2 separate regions of the Homo sapiens genome follow, and region 2 is linked to region 1. A link is a loop called in an ENCODE intact Hi-C map of the cell type or tissue named here. Cell type or tissue: natural killer cell. All regions are shown on one strand. Each heading gives the region's core, and the rest is flanking DNA. Links, peaks and the distances in the headings are about the cores only. Region 1 overlaps JAK1 (Janus kinase 1). Region 2 holds the start of LINC01359 (long intergenic non-protein coding RNA 1359).

Region 1 (2,500 bases), core at 1-2,500:
GCAGCCCAATGACTCTGCAACAATGACCTTTGCTTACAAACTGAGTGAGGTTTATACCTGCTGTGCTGATGGCAAGAAGCTTGGCGAAGAGAATAAACAATATAAACCAAATCTCAAGGGGAAAGGGAGAAAACAAAAAAACAAAGCCTTAAAAAAAACTTTAGAACCACTGATTTACATCTAGGTGTTCTGATAATTACAAACACACTTAAAGCTGCTGTCTAAAGATGGTTATTTGTACACATTGCGGCCTAGTCAAAATAACTTGACAATATTACTGGATTTTTCCCACTAATAATCTATACACCTCAGCCCATTTTATTCTGTGTCAGGTTTAGTCAGTAAGAGCCTACTACGCTCTTCCCCATACCATAAGCCTCTCCCCTTTTCCTGAAACTCTGGTGTGTGAAGATTTTAGGCAGAAAGACAAATATCAGAAAGAAGGTAGGTTTTCTAAACAAGCTGTACTACTAACAAGATAAGCAATTCTTAAAATAACCAACCTATCCCCTCAGAGTTGTTCTGAGGGTTAAAGGTGGGATAAGTAAAGTAGGGATCAGGCTGTACGGCATCATAAATGGCTACTTCATCATCATAAAACGAGTTGATAGAACCTTTTTAAAACAGCTTTGAGATATAATTTACATATTATAAAATTCACCAATTTTTAAGTGTACAATTCAACAGATTCTAGTGTATTTACTCAGTTGTACAACCATCATCACAATCCAAGTGGATTAGATCTGTGATTTAACTTAATTTCTATGATTTAACTTGTCATTTAAAATCAGGCAAGCAAAAACTGCCAATGTCCTCAAGTTCAAAGGATGAAAGGGACTTTGGTTTCCCACCTTCTGAGGGCAACAGGCTAACTTTAAGACAACTCTCACTTGAAAGGAGAAAAAAAAGCTTGTGTTGTTGAGAGCCTCGTCCTTTTCACAACTTGGGAACTTGACTAAGCCACAAAGCAACACTCAGCTTCTCACTTCAACTCAGCACCACGCATGGGAGGGCAGTCACGGCAGCAGAAGGAGGGGTCAAACTTTTTAGGAGAAGTTTCGAATAATTATTAAGATATTGAGATACGCTACTTGCTGAGCAGGGACTTAGTCCCAGGTGTTTTACGTAGCACCTCATCTAGTGCTGATATTATTCCAATTGTACAGATGTGGGGAAATGAGAACTGAGCCTGGATCCACAGAAGTCAAGCGTCATCCCCTGGTATCTTATAGTTCATTAGTGACGGAGCAGAAAGAAGCCACTCTGCAGATGAAGAAAGTGAAAAGCGAAACCCTCAGAATTAGAATCACTGGCCTAAGGTCACGTGCAAGTGGCAGTGGCAGAGGCAGGGAGGAACCTGACTCCAGAGTCCACAACTCTTTCTGCCCAGCAGCGCTACAAGGGGCAGAGACCCCCAGATCTTCTGAACTAGTGTGTTGGTGAAACCCCCAGCCCTGGGCAGCTGCCAGTACTCACGGCATGCCTGTGCAGCCCTGATGCACAGTTCCTCTGCTGTGTACTCTCCACTGCCCAGCCGGAGGGGCTCCCTGTCCGACAGATAGAAGATCACTTCCACCCCTGGCTCAGGGGCCTCCAGGTTCACCTCAGTCTTCTTGGAGCTCCTCATTTTAGCACAGAAAGCCATGGCATTGCAGTCCTCTTTTATATTTAGATACTGTTGTGGAAGGAAAACAAGACTATGTGGTCACTCTATGTGCTAAAAGTTCTTATGGCAAAAGGGAGTGTTCTGAAGGTAAAAAAGCAGAAACATTTGGTGTTGGTATTGGATACGTACCTCTCCCCTGCCCCTTCCCTTCCTGGAAACCAAACATGTCAGATCTCATAAGAGATGAAACCATGGAAAATAATTATGCATACTAATTAATGAATTGTAATTTATTAATTATGTATTTTTGAAAATATGGTCAGACCATATTTTCAAAAATCAGAATAATTTTAGACATGGCCTGAATTTATTTTCTCCATTTGCACCCAAGTTGTAATTGAAAAATGTAGCCCATTCTGGAACCAACAATGTTAAAGGACTGATTATTAGTTACAAATTCTGCTGCTGTTTCTACTGGAATCACATAAGCTTTGAACAGACTTATGGCAAGAATCAGCATTTTAATTTCATGTCCATCTCCCACTAAAAAGCAAGCATGGTGAGGGCATGAACCGTATCTTATCTCTCTTCACATCCCCACCTGAGACACTGCACACAAAATGATGACCAATTCATGTTCATAAGTCACATGGAAGGGCCATAACAATTAATGAATGGAGCCTGGTTCCTACCACCCCAGGAGGAGCGGCAGGACTTTGACGCAGCACCAGGAGGGCAGGAGGAGGCCTTACTTTGGAACAGTTAGAAAACCCTGGTGAAAAGTGCGTAAGTAAGTAATTCACATAAGCACCCTCCAAAGGGAGAGCACCTAGGGCCAAAGAACCAACCTCAGCAACTTAGCCTTGGGCAAGGCCAGAAAGGAGGAAAGAAATG
Region 2 (17,752 bases), core at 7,718-10,217, 130 kb after region 1:
TTGTGCCACTGCACTACAGCTTGGGTGAGAGAGACCCCATCTCTTAAAAAAAAAAAAAATAACTACAAAGCTGCACACTCCAGTCCTGTTTAAATAGCAATACTTCCGGACACAATTTTTAAGTTATTCAATAGGGCTTTGGTTAAATAAATGTACAATGGAATACGAAGTAGTGATTTAAAAACACGTATGGAAAATATTTTTCCATGATATTTGATTCAAAGGAAAAAGGTGACAAAGCATTGTGTTCGATGTGATTACATATAATGCTATACATCAGATTGTTAACAGTGGTTTTCTGGGTGGTGGGATTTCCATTTATTTTCTGATTCTGGAAAAAATCTGATTTTTCTGCAATGAATAATAATTATTTTTGTGATTTTTAAAAAGGAGGGTTTTTTTTTTGGTGGGGGGGCGGTTGGATTTTTGTTTTGTTTTGTTTTTGAGATGGGGTCTCACTCTGTGGCCCAGGCTGGAGTGCGGTGGCGCCATGGAAGTTTTTGTTTCTAAAGGGTCCTTTCCTTTGGAGCTCCAACTCTACTAAGAGGCCATTCATATTCCCAACATTCCAGGGTGCCCAAAGGAAAGACCTGGCCAGTTATTTCAGCATCAATTCACAAAATGGGGCGTTGGAAGGGGAAAAACAGCTGCTCTAGTTGGGCAGTGATTATTAAACCCCTCCCAAAAATGGAGTGGACAATTTCCAAGATCTCATCATGTTAGAAAACTTTCATTCGCCGATTTCACTTTTCAAGTGAATCCTAAAGCCTGTTTCCTTAATCTTCATAATTTTGGACATTCCACAGCCCGACCCACGCGTTTATCTTTCACTGGGCTGCAGTGATTCCCCTTGTTACCAAAAGGGGCCCAGCCTCCGCCAGCAGAGGCCTCCTGCGGAGCTGGGGGCGGGACCTCTGGGCTGGGTCCCCCTCTCCCTGTGCGCTGGCTGGCGGCGAGTGCAGTGACTGATTTCCTCTGCTCGCCTTCCCGGAGGTCCCCACCCACGCCACTGCCAACGCTCGGAGGAAGTCACGTTCAGGCCCCAGAGCTGGTCTGAATCTTCCAGGAGGAAAAGAGGGGGTGCATGTGTGCGTGTGTGTGTGGTAGTGTGTGTGTTGTATGTCTAAGAGGTAGCAAGTGTGTTTGTGTGCGTGATATGTGTGTTTGAGAGGCAGCAAATGTGTGTGTTGTATGTGTGTTTGAGAGGTAGAAAGTGTGTGTGTGGGGGGGGGGGTATGTGTGCCTGAAAGGCAGCAAGTGTGTGTGCGTGTGGTATGTGTGTTTGAGGGGCAGCAAGTGTTTGAGTGTGAGTGTGTGGTATGTGTGTTTGAGGGGTAGCAGGAACCCTAGCTTGGTGTCTGTCAGTAACTAGATGGTGATGCAGGTAAGTGATTTTCCCGTTGAGTGGATTAAATTCCTAGTCTGTCAGAGAGGGTGTTGACCTAGAATGACTGCGCAGGTCTCCTGTCCAGTGTTAAGGAGCGTGAGTGCCCTGATGTCCCCAGGAGTGCTGCAAAAAGAGCAAAATGGCATATATCAGGCGTCCCCGAGATGCTGGCATCTATGTTAAAACTATCTTATTTCATCTTCCAACTACTCCTTACAATAGGTGCCCTGATCCCAATACAAGATTGAAAACTGAGGCTCAGAGTCTGCGGTATGCTGTCCAATATGTATGTATACACAAACACACACACGTATATACGTATGTTTGTGTGTATATACGTATGTGTATATATGCACATATATGGGTGTGTATGTATATATTTTACAGCCCATTTGGGCAAATGAGTGAGCCCCAGCCAGAAGCAAGCGCCCCCGCTGCCCCTGGGCAGTGGGCTCGGTACCGCCACGCACCCGTCCTATGTGTTACCTGGTCGCTGCTCACTGGAGTGAAAGCCATTTAGTGGCTGATCCAAGGGAAGTATGAGCTAGTGGCATGTCGAGACAAACCTGGATTTGATTCGCAGCTCTGCCTTCTGTTTGACTACAAGCAAGTAACAAGCTTTTGGAGCCTGTTTCCTCACTTCTAAGTGACGCTAATTATAGTATGTACATCACAAGGATAGTGACATAAGTGATGACTGTGACCAAACTTGGATCACCAAGCCTGCACCCAGGGAGCGCTCAGTAACGCAGCGCTGAGGAGTAGGCCACCCCGGAGGGCTCCAGGTTTCAGCGCAGGCTTCCGCGGAGCCAGCTGGATGCGTCACCATCCGAAAGTGCGAGCCTGGCCGGCGGCGGCGGAGGCGGGGGCACCGCGCAGTTGGAAGCCCGGGCGCTCTTACCGAAAGCGCGAGCCCGGACTTCCCCGCCACGATCGATGTGGCCAGTCTGCGCCTGCCGCAGTTCCCGCTCGCACCCCGGCCCCTCGCAGAGTCCCAGGAAAGCGCTGTGGCGGGCGGGCAGTCTCTGCCCCCGGGAGGGGACGCACGCACGCGCTGCTCCTTCCAGGTCCCGGCGGGGAAGCGATGCTTTCTTGGCCCGGGCTTGGGGCCAGCGGGAACCGGGCTGTCCGGCCGCGCCGTCGCGCCTCGCACGGCGTGAGACAACCTAGCTTTTTTTTTTTTTTTTTTTTTAAGAAAAGCATTGGCACCGCAGCAGCCTCCCCCGCTTCTTCCCTACTAGGACGCCCGCCTGACTCGCCCCATTGCACAATTCTTACCGTGGAACAGCCGCGTGACTCGGCGGGAGCCCAAAAGTTTCCCAGGTTTCCTCAGCCTAGAAAAGCGTGGGTGGGTGTCCCGGCCTGGCTCCAGGCGCCCTTTAAGTTGTATTTCTTCGGGTAACTGGGTTGCCCTTTAAAATGTGGAGATTGTCCTTTAGAAAGAAAGAAAATCTCACGAGCTCGCTGGCCCGCCAGGTCTAGGTTGGCGCCGGGTGACTGCAATGAAACGCGTTTCTTTTCCCATGTACATTTTCAGACGGTAAAAGTGTTTCGATTTGTTTGGGGGAGAAGTCAGGCGCTGGTTTTAAAGGAGGAAGGGGAATGATGCTTAAAAGCAGAGACACGATTTGGAGCTCTCCAAGAATCATAGTGTTTATTAACAATGATTGTGCTTAGTAGACACTGAGAAAATATCGAACGAATGAGTATTTGGAGGAGGGATTTAAATGGGTGTCTATAGGCCAACGCTTTCATTCTGCTGATGAGAAAACCTAGAGGTTAAGTGATTTGCCCAAAGTCACCTAGCTAATTAATGTGGAAGGCAGGAATGGAATCTGTCTCGTTTTGACTCCAAATTCTTGTTATGAGATGGGTGCGTTTTCCCCTCTTTATGAAAAAAAAAAATGCCTTCTGTAGTAATCTCTGTAAAGCCTTACTCCACTCCCTCTGTCTACGCATCTAAAGCAAACATACAAAACAAAAAAGAAAACAGCAATCCCCAAATGCAATCCATGCACTCAAATAGGCTAAATTTGGCAATGCCAAAACAATATATTAACAAGGCATTTTAGTTCTTATTCCTATAAATAACACTTTTTTGTTTTGTTTTGTTTTTTGAGACGTATTCTCGCTCTGTCGCCCAGGCTGGAGTGCAGCGGCGCGATCTCAGCTCATGGCAACCTCTGCCTCCTGGGATCAACTGACTCTCCTGCCTCAGCCTCCCGAGTAGCTGGGATTACAAGTGTGCACCACCATGCCTGGCTAATTTTTGTATTTTAGTAGAGACGGGGTTTCACCATGTTGGCCAGGCTGGTTTCAAATTCCTGACCTCAGGTGATCCACCCGCCTCAGCCTCCCAAAGTGCTGGGATTACAGGAATAAGCCAACCTGCCTAGCCAATAGTACTTTCTTATTCACACAAAATATGTGAAGAAAAGGAGGAAGAGGAGGAGGAGGAAAAACAGAATAAGCAAAACAGTGCTTCTCCAAGATGATATGGAAAATACCAAGCTCCCACTAACCTTACTTTTGTAAGTAAGGTGTTTGGTGCTCTGCATAGAAACTGCTGGACTCGTGAGTGACCATCAGGGTTGATCTAAGATTGTCAGTTATTTCACTCAGGCTTTGACTGGATTTGTTGCTCATCTTTCAGAATAGACAGATGCAATCTGTGCAAACACAAGGGACTTCAATGACAATCTTGCAAATAGCTAGACAGCTTTTGTCTTTGACGTTTCTAGGCTGACCAACTATACCAAATGTCTGATTTAGGAACCAAAATTGCAAAACAAGTAGATGTGAAGATCAAAGGAATCAAGACTATAAGTAGGGATTATGACTAAAAATTCTTTTACGTGTTGTCTGTGGTGTTTCCACAATAATAATTACAATGTGGTTATAATAATATAATCCAAGTACAACTTCTTATCCAGGAAGAAGCTGGGACTTCCAGTGATGAGCAGACCAGAAGACCAAATTGTGAAATGTCTCATTTCAGCCAAATACCTTCTGAAATGGAGACAATTCTCATATTTCACTCTGCTATCTTCACTACCCTTTATTTCTGATATCGTGAAGGTGGGGATGTATACTAATGTCTAAAAATTTTTGAAATTCTAAGAGGCTAAATAGAATCTGCTAATTTTAGTTTGATAATCCACAATATTCCTGAAATCAAAGCATCATCTCCTATATTTTTCCCATACTGTGATTTCTAGTTTGTCATTATACCAGGCTACTGAATCTGAACTCAAGAAACAAACAAACAAACAAAAAGCATTTTATCAAACGAAAACTGTAAGACCAGCCTGGCCAACATGATGAAGCCCCATCTCTACTAAAAATACAAAAATTAGCAGGGCATGGTGGCACGCACCTGTAATCCCAGCTACTGGGGAGGCTGAGGCAGAAGAATCACTTGAACCCAGGAGGTGGAGGTTGCAGTAAGCCGAGATCACGCCATTGCTCTCTAGCTTGGGCAACAAGAGCAAAACGCCATCTCAAAAAAAAAAAAAAGTGAATTTTCTGTGGTTATTAGAGGCTGGGAAGGGTAGTGGGAGGGGAAGATGATGAGAGGTTACATAACAAATACAAATTTACAGCTGGATGAAAGGAATAAGTTCTAGTGTTCTATAGCACTATAGGGTGCATACGGGTAACAATAATTTAATGTATTTTTTTCCAAGAAGCTAGAAGAGAGAATTTTGAATGTTCACAACACAAATAAATGATATACTTTCAAGGTGATGGATATGCTAATTACCCAGATTTGATCATTGCACATTGTACACATGTACTGAAATATCATTGTATCCAATAAATATGTACTATGTCAACTAGAAATAAGAGGGAAAATCAATTAATTCTTTAAAAATATGTGAGTTATCTCCAATTGACCTATAGATTTGATTGCAATTCCAATTAAAATCCCAGCAGACTTTTTGATGGAACTTGACAACTTAATTATAAAATGTATATGGAAGTGCAAAGGGCCAAAATTAGCCAAGATGGTCTTGCAGAAGAATAAGTTATAATAAGATGATCTTGCAGAAGAATAAGTTGCCATTCCAGATATTAAAATTTTAAAAGTCATAATAATTAAGATAAATATAATTTGTGAACTCTCATGCTCAGACACCAGTCACACCCATTTTAGGACATCTCACAATTAAATGTTTCACTAACCTTGATGTCTACACTAATATAGAAGTAAACAATAAATATGGGCTTTCTAAGCAAGAGAGATTTTATCTCTTCACATAAGTGTGAAGAAATAATATAGAAGTATCTGTTCCTTATAATGGAGAGTTGAGTTTGGTAAACTCAAATTGTATTTGGTAAACTAATTGATGAATCTCTTAAGGTTTTTTGAATAGTTCACTATGTCATAAACTTAGCTTTCCCATCCACACAGACTGAAATATTTTACCAGACAGTATCTGAATTTGAAAATATCTTTAGGTCTAGGTGATTTGCTTCATGGCTTTTCTTTAATTAAAACGGCTTCTATTGTTTCTTCTTTTTTATTTTTTAAAGATGTGGTCTTACTCTTTTGCCCAGGCTGGAGTGCAGTGGTACTCTCATAGCTTACTGTAACCTTGAGCTCCTGGGTTCAAGGGATCGTCCTGCCTCAGCCTCCTGAGTAGGTAGGACTACAGGTGCTTGCCACAATGCATGGCTAATTCGTTTATTTTTTGTAGAGATGGGGTCTTGCTGTGTTGAACACCTGGCCTCAAATAATCCTCCTGTCTTGGCCTCCCAAAGCACTGGGATTACAGGTATAAACCACCACACCCAACCCAGTTTCCATTCTTAAAGGGGAACTCATATATCTGATTTCATATTTCCCTTTCTCAAACAGGGGTCTTATTTTGTTGTTTCAGTAGCAGGTACTTACCATATTAGCTGAACCTGTAGATTCACTGAATTACGCCTTGTATATAAAATATTTTATCTTCATAATATTTACGTTGATTCATCCAGACATTATTAAATAGTAATGCACTCAATTTAATAAGCTAAGTAAGTTTTGTCATCTGCCTTAAAAAGTTCCATCTAAGATGATTAACATTTTTAAAAGGAAAAAAATGTTAATCCTTATCTTATCTACAGTTCCTGTTTGCCCAGTAATGTCAGATAATCATGATTTTGAAACAAAGTGATGAAAATGAGTAGTTTAAGTTCCAACTGAGTGGACCTAATAGCCAAGCAAACAAGTTTAGCTTGGGGCTTGGGTGGTCAAGGAAGCCTTCACAGATCAAAAGTAACTGGATAAGCGCTTAAAGGAAGACACAATCAGACTCACTTTTATGAATGTAAATAGGACAAAGACAGCTTCAGGAAGCCCAGTATCTGACAGAACCCAAGGCAGGCCTGTAGGTGGGTTCCCGAAAGGAAGAAGATCCGGGTGCCATACTGGAGAAATATCCAGACTTGGTCTCTTGTCTTCTCTCTGTAGGTCTGTCTTATTCTTGTTCTTTGTCAGGCAACTTTGGCTGTGTGTCTGGATCCCATGGATCAGATAACCACCACATCACTCCTGTGGTGACCCGAGTCTGGTCACCTGGAGAGAGGCTGACCCCTACTCTTATTTCTTTCTTTGTTGTTTTTTGTTTTGTTTTGTTTTGTTTTTTGAGATGGAGTTTCATGCTCTTGTTGCCCAGGCTGGAGTGCAATGGTGCAATCTCAGCTCACCGCAACCTCCACCTCCCATGTTCAAGCAATTCTCTTGCCTCAGCCTCCCAAGTAGCTGGGACTACAGGCGCATGCCACCACGCCCAGCTAATTTTTCTGTATTTTTAGTAGAGACAGGGTTTCTCCATGTTGGTCAGGCTAGTCTCGAACTCCTGACCTCAGGTGATCCGCCCACCTCGGCCTCCTAAAGTGCTGGGATTATAGGTATGTTTTTTTTTTTTCTTTCTGATACAGCGTTTTGCTCTGTCGTCCAGGCTGAAGTGCAACAGCATGATCTTGGCTCACTGCAACCTCCACCTCCTGGGTTCAAGTGATTCTCCTGCCTCAGCCTCCTGAGTAAGTGGGGCTACAGGTGCACACCACCACACTCAGCTAATTTTTGTATTTTTAGTAGAGACAGGTTTTACCATGTTGTACAGGCTGGTCTCGAACTCCTGACCTCAGGTGATCCGCCTGCCTTGGCCTCCCAAAGTGTTGGGATTACAGGTGTAAGCCACCATGCCTGGCCTCTTATTTCTTATTTCTAAGTTCCCAGGGAATTTAGATTGTGATTAGCACAGCTTGAGTTTGGTGACAACCCCTGATCCAACCAATTGGGATTAGGGTAGAAATCCAGGAAGCCACCCGTATGGGATGGACAGACCACCCAATGATCACCCAGTACGGAAGTGTAGGAGAGAAAAGCCCAGGGGAGCAGGAAAGCAAGGAGAAAAGCCCGGGCAAAAGCCTGAAGGCAGAAATGTGTATGGTGTGTCCTAGTAACATTGAGTAGGGCAATTTGCAGCTTGATACATATGGAATTTATGCAAAAGTACTAAGAGATTAAATTGGAGAAATAGTTTGAGGTCACATTAGAGAAATTCCTGAATGTCAAACTAAAAGGTTTAAATTTTCTATGAACTTCTTTTTTTTTCTTTAAGAGACAGAGTCTCACTGTGTTTCTCAGGGTGGTCTTAAAATCCTGGCCTCAAGTGATCCTCCCACTATGGCCTCCCAAAGTTTGAAATTACAGGCATGAGCCAGCATGCCCCACTGACTTTTCCTTACAGCTGTACAGGTTCATATAATAAGTCCTGCTCCCCTTCCCCTTCCCCTTCCCCTTCCCCTTCGCCTTCCTCTTCCCCTTTCCCTTCCCCTTCTCCTTCTCTTTCTCCTTCTCCTTCTTTTTTATGACAGGGTCTCACTCAGTTGCCCTGGCTGGAGTGCAGTGGCATGATCACAGCTCATTGCAGCCTCAACCTGCCTGGGCTCAAGTAATCCTCCCAACTCAGCCTCTCAAGTAGCTGGGGCTACAGGTGCATGCCACATGCCTGGCTAATTTTTAAATTTTTTGTAGAGACAGGGGTCTCCCTATGTTGCCCAGGCCGGTCTCAAACTCCTGGGCTCAAGCAAACCTGTCTTGGCCTCTAGAAGTGCTGGGATTTCAGGCGTGAGCCACTGCACATGGCCCTTGTAACAAGTCTTAATTGAAAATATATTCACAAAGTCTTTGAAGGTTAGGAAATATATTTAAATGCTTATGTTCACTACACAGTTGTTTATAATAAAATGTTAGAAACAACCGGAATGTCCACCGACAGAAGAATGGTTAAAGCATCTATGGTATAGCCATCCTATAGAATTTAATATTAAATTAAATTAAAAGGAATGATGTAAAGCTATAATCACTAAGATGAAAAGATCTGTTAATTACAGAAAAAATCAAGTAGAATGATATGCATAGTTTGATTCCATTTATGTTAAAATATTTCAAAAATGCATAGCTTTTAAATAGGCAGAAACATTTCTAAAAAAACATTCATGAAACTGCTAAAGTGGTTTCCTCTGGGGAAGGAAGTGGAATTGATGAGCAGGTGGGGGTGGAGGTAAAGAGTGACATTTACATTTTATGACATATGTTACATGCTTAAAAAGAAAAAAGTACAAATGTATCATTAAAAATTAAATTACATCGGGAAACTTACTGGAAATGAAAAATAATTAAATTAGGAAGAAAGTTAATTCCATTTTCAATAAGACAGGGAAAAGGACATGTACCTAGTTTCAAAATTAGAATAATAATACTGCCATTTCTGAAGTGGCTTGCAGTTTACAATTAATAACTAACACCTGCTATGATCCAGACACATGTTTAGCCTTTTACATATGCTAACTCATTTAATTCTCACAAAGACCCTATCAGATAAATACTGTTATTCTCCCATCTTACTGATGAGGAAACTGAAGTACAGAGAGGAAGAGTTACTGGCCCATGGTCACATTGCCAGTAAGTGGCAGAGCTGGGATTCTGGCTCTTACATCTCAGGTCTTGATCCCCTTTGCTAAATTACACTTATGCAAAAGCATTTTTGTATTGACTCCTGTGCCCTCAAGCACCTACTGTCCCCCATGTCACATGAGAGAAAACTAGGAGCTCTATCTTAGTGTACTGCAATGGATTATTTTCATGTTCATGTACCCACTAGACTTTCGACTCCATCATGCAAGGAATCCCCATTTTGTTGCTGATATATCCTAGTTTTGTACTTTGGCACACAGGAAGTGGGCAATTTTGAATGCTGTGGTGGTTTAAATTGTCCACAAATTTTTTGGCACTCCCTTTAAGAGGAAGAGTCTAATTGCCCTCCCCTTGGGTATGGACTGGATTTAGTGACTCACTTCTAATGGATAGAATAAAGCAAAAGTGACATTGTGTGACTTCAGAGACTAAGACATACAAGGCACTGTGGCTTCCTGTTCTCTCTTATGCTTGCGCTCTCTCTCGCACGCTCATTCTCTCTCTCTCTCTCCCCCTTCCTCCATCCATCCTCCTGCCCTCAGAACACTTGCTCTGAGGGAAACCGGCTGCCACATCATGCAGAGAGGCCTATGTGTTGAGAAACTGAGGCCTCCAGCCAACAGCCAGCAAGAAACTAAAGCCTCCTGCTAATAGCCACGTGGGTGAGCTTGGAAGTTGATCCTCCGGCCTCAGTCATGCCTTCTGATGACTGCAGCCCAGCTTTCCTCTGGACTGTATCGTCCAGTTAAGCTCCTACCAAATGTATAACCTTTAGAAACTGTAAAATAATAACTGTTCATTGTTGGAAGTCACTAAACATTGGGGCAATTTGTTACATGGCAATAGATAACTAATACAAATATTCTTTATTTAAAAAAATAGGTGGCCAGGCATGGTGGCTTACACCTGTAATCCGAACATTCTGGGAGGCCAAAGCTTGAGGTTGGCAGTTTGAGACCAGCTGGGCAATATAGTGAGACCCTGTCTCTTAAAAAAAAGTAGTAAATAAACTAGCCAGCCGTGGTGGCATGCCTGTAGTCCTAGCTACTTGGGAGGCTGAGGTGGGAAGAAGCTATTCTCCCACTTCAAGGCCATCCAGCCACTTTGTGGCTGTAGTGAGCTATAATTGCACCACTGCACTCCAACCTGGGTAACAGAGACAGATCCTGTCTCTAAAATAATAATAATAGATATGTTTATATTCACAACTTGAATATTTATGAAACATATTAATGTGCTTTTTTCTTTTTCATTTTCATGTATATGATCTTTTCTTTAGTAGACCAAAAGCATTCATTTGCCTGGGGGCAGTGTGTGGAGGGTGGGATTAGAACTGTCAAAGCAAAAATTTTAAAAGGAAGAGTTAAAAATCAGCTTCTGGCTGGACACGGTGGCTTATGCCTGTAATCTCAGCACTTTAGCAGGCCGAGGCGGGAGGACTGCTTGAGCTCAGGAGTTTGAGACCAGCCTGAGCAACATCATGAGACTTCATCTCTACAAAAAATGGAAAAATAAGCTGGGTGTGGTAGTGCATGCCAATAGTCCCAGCTACTTGGGAGGCTGAGGCAGGAGGATCACTTGAGCCCGGAAGATCGAAGCTGTAGCAGCCTGGGTGGCAGAGCAACACCCTGTCTCAAAAAACAAACAAACAAACAACAACCAACAAAAAACAAAAAACCAGCTTCCGATATCCAAAATAGGACTTTTCATTGAAATAGTTACTTAGAAAGCCAGAAAAAAGGTGAGAAAATATATTTTCCAGATTCCTTTTACTACCACTGACATATCGAAGGTTATACCTGGTAAACTAGATCATAGTTTATTTTATAGTATAAGGAGACATATTTTTTCACCTGTGATGACTAGACCACTGAGCTTGCTGTCCCAGGATGGAGCAAGGGTAGGACATTGAGGAAGTAGAATGTCTGAACCTCTTCCTGTTCTAGTGGATGGCAGGGAGAAGAAGGGGAGTGGAGTTAGGAAAACTAGGTAATGAAAAGTTCTCTTGATCCCAGGAGTAAATCCCAGGGAAGGAAGGTGTTTCAGACTGATTGAAGGCTAAGGCCTGAGGGGCTTCTCTTCTGTTTCCCATTTGGGATTCCAGAAGGAAATCGCTAGTTAAGGTGAGTCAGCAGTACAATTGGGTAGGCCCAGAAGAGGAAAGAGAGCAAAATAGAGTAGTCAGGAAAAGAGGGCCCAGTTTGGGCGCCTGTTAGCTCCTGTGTGGTGTGAAAGGCACTCAGATGTTCCTGCATCTCTGATGGAAAACACAGAACCTGGCTCAGCTGAGAGACAACAGCTCTGTCATGGGGAGGTTGAAGTGACCCCACAGCAAAGTGGAGAGGAAGTTGTTGAACAGAAGCTGTGGCAGAGACTCAAAGAGGCCTATAATGCTGGTGAGAACTATGGTGGCCTGAGTCATCTGAGGTCTGAGGTCTGAGGTCCTGACCAAGTAGAGAAAAAGGACCATCCTAGGAAATACCCCAGCTACTAAGCAAAGATACCAACAGAAGACCATAAAGAGCACCCGTGAGGCCTTAGTGGACACCAGTCCAGGAGCCAGCCTAGGACAGCTCACCTCAGTCACCTGACTATGGAAACTGACAAACTAAGAATGTTAGATTGAAGATAGAGTATCAAATATTAAAATAATTATTAGAAATAAGATTAGAAGTATCAAAGTACTAATAAGACAGTAAGGAATTAGCAGGACAAAATCTAAGGTATACTGAGTACTGAAGCCACTTTTGCCCTGAGGACATTTGCCAATACAGCCAATTTGAGCCTCTATCTCCTAAGAAGGAAAGTACAAAAGAAAATTCACCAAATTAGCTAGGCATGATGGTGTGCACCTGTGGCCCCAGCTACTGGGGAGGCTGAGGCAGGAGAATCACTTGAACCCAGGGGTTCAAGGCTGCACTGAGCCATGTTTGCACCATACCACTGTACTCCAGCCTGAGTGACACAGTAAGACCCTGTCTCAAAAAAAAAAAAAAAGGCCAGGCACGGTGGCTCACACCTGTAATCCCAGCACTTGGGGAGGCCAAGGCAGGCGGATCACGAGGTCAGGAGATCAAGACCATCCTGGCTAACACGGTGAAACCCCATCTCTACTAAAAATACAAAACTGGTTTAGCTGGGCGTGGTGGCGAGCACCTGTAGTCCTAGCTACTCTGGAGGTTGAGGCAGGAGAATGGCGTGAACCTGGGAGGCGGAACTTGCAGTGAGCCAAGATCGTGCCACTGCACTCCAGCCTGGGTGACAGAGCAACACTCCGTCTCAAAAAAAAAAAAAAAAAAAGGCCGGTGCAGTGGCTCACACCTGTAATCCCAGCACTTTGGGAGGCTGAGGTGGGCAGATCACTTGAAGTCAGGAGTTTGAGACCAGCCTGGCCAACATGGTGAATCCCCATCTCTACTAAAAATATAAAAAATTAGCCGGGCGTGCTGGCATGCACCTGTAATCCCAGCTACTCAGGAGGTTGAGGCAGGAGAATCACATGAATCAGGAGGCGGAGGTTGCGGTGAGCCAAGATCATGCCACTGCACTCCAGCCTGGGCAACAGAGCAAGACTCTGTCTAAAAAAAAAAAAACAAAAAAAACAAAAACCGAAACAAAAAAAGAAAATCCATCAATGGAATTGGAATTCAAAGGCTACATTTTCCCCAAATTTCTACCCTAAAGGGACTGCTGCTGACCAGTACAATGAGGAAACAATTTCATCTCTGAAAATTTGTAATCACTTGCTGGCATTATTGAAGTTATAACCACAGGGTGGTCCAAAAGAATTCAAGCCACAAATTTCATTTAATTTGGTGCCATATTGATGACGTCCCTAGGAAGCAAAGGAACAAATACAAATCCATTTTGAGAAGTTACCCTCATCCTGGGCCTCAATGTATTTACACAAATAAGTTTTCAAGGTTAACAAGCAGTACTGGTAAAAAAAACAACTAAGCATACATAATAAGCATCACGTATGAGAGCTAGAAGAAATGAAAGAGTAGAAACAGAGTCAAAAAGATTTCAGATGCTGGAATTATCAGACACAGATTATAAAATTATGCCTACTATTGTTAAAGAAATAAAAGATGAGCTTGAAAATATCTTCAAGATACTGGAAACTACAAAAAGTGACCAACAAATTTTTAAGAACAATAAAATTAAACTTCTAGAAATAAAATTTACCATTACTGAGATTGAGAGCAAAACAAAAACCAACAGCTTAACAGCATATTACATACAACTGAAAAGAGAATTAGAGAACAAGAAGGTTGGGTCACAAGATTTTACAGAATGAAGCATAGAAATTTAAAGAAATACAATATATGAAAGAGAAATTAAAATTCATAGAAGATAGAGTGAGAAAGTCTAACATATATTTAATTAGAGCACTAGAAGACCAGAGATTATATGGCAGAAACAGTATTTGAAGAAATACTGGCCTAAACTTTTCCAGAACCTATTAATGAAATTAATTCACATACTCAAGAGGCCAAACAAATCCCAGGAAGAAAGGTGGGCAGGAGAGAAGGAGAAGAAGAAAAAGAACAAAGGAGGGAAGGAAAGGGAAAAAAGGAGGAAAAGGAAAGAAGGTAGAAAGAAAAGAAAGAAAGAGAGAATGGGAGGGAGGGAAAGGAAAGGAAAGAAAGGAGAAAAAGAAAGAAAAATTCTCACTCAAATTCATCACAATAAAACTAATGAACATCAAAGGAAAAAATTTGAGGTCAGGGAAAGTGTGGAGATCATTATCAAAGGAATGGCAGTGAGATGGACCACTAACTTCTCAGTAGCTGCAATGGAAGCCAAATGACAATACAATAACACACTCCATGGGTTGAAAGAAAATAATAAATAATCTATTATTCTATTCTTTTTTTTTTTTTTGGATATGGAGTCTCTCTCTGTCGCCCAGGCTGGAGTGCAGTGGCGCGACCTCGGCTCACTGCAAGCTCTGCCTCCCGGGTTCACGCCATTCTCCCGCCTCAGCCTCCCGAATAGCTGGGACTACAGGCGCCCGCCACCACGCCCGGCTAATTTTTTTGTACTTTTAGTAGAGACAGGGTTTCACCGTGTTAGCCAGGAAGGTCTCGATCTCCTGACCTCGTGATCCACCCGCCTCGGCCTCCCAAAGTGCTGGGATTACAGGCTTGAGCCACCGCGCCCGGCCCATATTATTCTATTCTTAGTGAAAAAAAATCTTTCAAGAATGAGGGCATAGTATTAATATGTACATTTCCAAAAACAAGTAGAAACACAGAGACTTTGCTATTATCCAGACCTTTGTACAAAGGAATTCAGAAGGGTGTCATTCTGGAAGAAAGAATGAGATCCTAGATGGATGCTCTGAGGTACAAGAAAGAATGAAGAGTAAAGAGAGTGGTAAATATATGAATAAATCTAAACAATGCAAAATTGTGCATAACACAGCATTAACAATGTCATATGAGATGAAAAAGTAAATAAATACACAAAAATAAAAGCATGCAAATTAAGAAGAGAGTCAATGAGGTTGGTGTTTAGTTTTTGTGGTATTTAGCACAAGAAAAACATTAGTGACTAACTTTTTACTTAATAGGTGATATATACATATAAACATGTTAGGCTAAACTCTAAAAAATAATAAAGACAGAATATAGCCTATAAACAGAGTTAAAAAAAGGAATAAAAATAATACAAAAAAGAAGAGAAAAAGAAGTATATAAAAGTGAAGCAAAGAGAAAGCAAAATGTAAAGTGATAGATTTAAAATATTAGTAACTAATATCAGTTAATTAAAATGAATAAAATGTAAATGGATTAAATACTTCAGTTAAAAGACAAAGCTTCTCGGACTGGAGAAAACTTATAGATATTCAAACAGGTTGAAATTTTAAAACGGAAATATAACTCCAAAAGAATTGGCATTTTTATGTTAATAGTACACAAAATAGACTTTAAGCCAAAAATCATTATTGAAAACAATTTGGCAATTCCTCAAAAAGCTAAAAATAGCATTACCATATGGCCCAGTAATGCCACTCCTAAGTATTATATATATATCCCAAAGAATAGAAAGCGGGGACTCAAACAAGTACTTGTATACCAGTGTTCATTGTAGCATTATTTACAATGGTCAAAAGGTGGAAACAACCCATGTACCAACCAGATGTATGAACGAAATGTGGTATATACATACAATGGAATATTATTCAGACATAAAGAGGAGTGAAGTTCTGATAGATGCCCCATGGTAGATAAACCTTGAAGACATATGCTAAGTGAAATAAGCTAGATGCAAAAGGACAAATATTGTATAACTACACTGACATGAAATATCTCAAATAGGAAAATTCGTAGAAATGTAAACTAGACGCAAGTTTGTCAGGGGCTGGGGAGAAGGGACCTGGGGAGTTTTTACTTACTAGTTACTGAGTTTCAGTTTGGGGTGATGAAAAAGTTTTCGAAGTAGATAGCGATGGTAGTTGTATAACATTGTGGACCTAAGTAATGCCACTAAATTGTACCCTTAAAAATGGTTTAAATGGGCCGAGCATGGTGGCTTATGCCTGTAATCCTAGCACGTTGGGAGGCCTAGGAGGGCAGATCACTTGAGCACCAGAGTTTGAGACCAGCTTGGGCAACATAGTGAAACCCTGTCTCTACAAAAAATACAAAAATTAGCTGAGCATGATGGCATGCGCCTGTAGTCCCAACTACTCCGGAGGCTAAGGTAGGAGGATCACTTCAACCTAGGAGGTTGACTGCACCACTGCACTCCAGCCTGGCAACAGAATAGGACCCTGTCTCAAAATAAATAAATAGGCTGGGTGCAGTGGCTCACGCCTGTAATCCCAACACTTTGGGAGGCTGAGGCGGGTGGATCACTTGAGGTCAGGAGTTAGAGACCAGCCTGGCCAAAGTGTGAAACCCTGTCTCTACTAAAAATACAAAAATTAGCCGTGCATGGTGGCAGGCACCTGTAATCCCAGCTACCTGGGAGGCTGAGGCAGGAGAATTGCTTGAACCCGAGAGGCAGAGGTTGCAGTGAGCCGAGATCGCGCCACTGCCCTCCAGCCTGGGCAACAGAGCAAGACTCCATCTCAAAAAAATAAGTAAATAAATAAAAACTTAAAATGGCAAATTTTACTGTATACATTTTATCAGAATTTTAAAATTACAACAATAAAGATAATCACTTAACAATACAATTTCAGCTTACTAGGAAAATATAAAAATTTTGAATTTATAAGTACCTAGTAGTGCAGCCACAAATTATATAAGAGAAAAATCAGAAGATCCATATGGAGAAATAGACAAATCTACAATTATATGGGAAATTAAAAAATACATCTCCCGATAATTGATAGAACAAGAAAAATCATTAAATAGGCCAGGACTGGTGGCTCATACCTGTAATCCCAGCACTTTAGGAGGCCTCCGAGGCAGGTGAACCACCTGAGCTCAGGAGTTTGAGACCAGCCTAGCCAACATGGCGAAACCCTGTCTCTACTAAAAATATAAAAATTAGCTGGGCATGGTGGCACAGCCTGTAGTCCCAGCTACTCGGGAGGCTGAGGTATGAGAATTGCTTGAACCCAGGAGGCGGAGGTTGTAGTGAGCTGAAATTGCGCCACTGCACTCCAGCCTGGGCAACAGAGAGAGACTCTGTCTCAAAAAAATAAAAATAAAAATAAATCATTAGAGGATTCAAACAATAATGATTAATAAAACTGATCTAATAGAGATTATCTATATTTCATTCAACAACTGCAGAAAAAAATTCTGAAGTCCACACAGAATATTTCAAAAATGGACTCATACATAGTCATTAAAACAAGCCTCAACAGATATTAAAGGATTAATACAGAGGATGTTTTCTGACCTAAAGTGATCTAACTATAAATCAATAATAAAAAGGTAAACAGAGCATCTCCATGTTTGGAAAATTAAAACCATGCTTTTAAATAACTCATGGGTCAAAGAAGAAATCATAGTGGAAAAAATTTTTAATTGTGAACTCTGCCTTTTTTTTTTTTTTGACAGATTCTCACTCTTGTCGCCCAGGCTGGAGTTCAGTGGCAGGATCTCACTGCAAGCTCCACCTCCTGGGTTCAAGTGATTCTCCTGCCTCAGCCTCCCAAGTAGCTGGGATTACAGGTGTCTGCCACCAGGCCCAACTAATTTTTGTATTTTTAGTAGAAATGGGGTTTCACCATGTTGGCCGGCGCTGGTCTCGAACTCCTGATCTCGGGTGATCCTCCCGCCTCAGCCTCCCAAAGTGCTGGGATTACAGGTGTGAGCCACTGCACCTGGCTGTGAACTGTGCCTTTTTAAAATGTGTGAGTGACTTAAAAATTACTTCATATCAAAAACATATAGGGTAATAGCTAAAAAGTGTTTACAGAGCTGATT

The links. A loop is a pair of places that touch in the nucleus more often than their neighbours do. Peaks named below come from ENCODE experiments on the same cell type or tissue, not always from the same donor. Only the 100,000 strongest peaks of a DNase experiment are listed, where the experiment ranks them.
Region 2: it touches region 1 in a loop (2.1-fold over the local background); 11 of 110 quality-filtered maps call a loop at or near these places.

Annotation. Positions count from the first base shown.
Region 1 is chr1:64,881,801-64,884,300 of GRCh38, forward strand. It overlaps JAK1 (Janus kinase 1), which reads right to left. Exons shown (of 25, transcript NM_002227.4): 3 at 1,477-1,675. Among named protein-coding and RNA genes, the nearest start is that of JAK1, 83 kb to the right of the region's middle. RefSeq lists enhancers at 955-1,134, 1,455-1,624. In natural killer cell, for the core only: no CTCF peak of the experiment used is centred there; DNase peaks (open chromatin) are centred at 951 and 1,251; H3K27ac peaks cover 2,500 bases.
Region 2 is chr1:65,000,456-65,018,207 of GRCh38, forward strand. LINC01359 (long intergenic non-protein coding RNA 1359) reads right to left here and starts at 2,021. Exons shown (of 7, transcript NR_119383.1): 1 at 1,874-2,021. It also overlaps a transcript of JAK1 not described here. RefSeq lists an enhancer at 2,037-2,116 and a silencer at 2,247-2,386. In natural killer cell, for the core only: no CTCF peak of the experiment used is centred there; a DNase peak (open chromatin) is centred at 8,926; H3K27ac peaks cover 295 bases.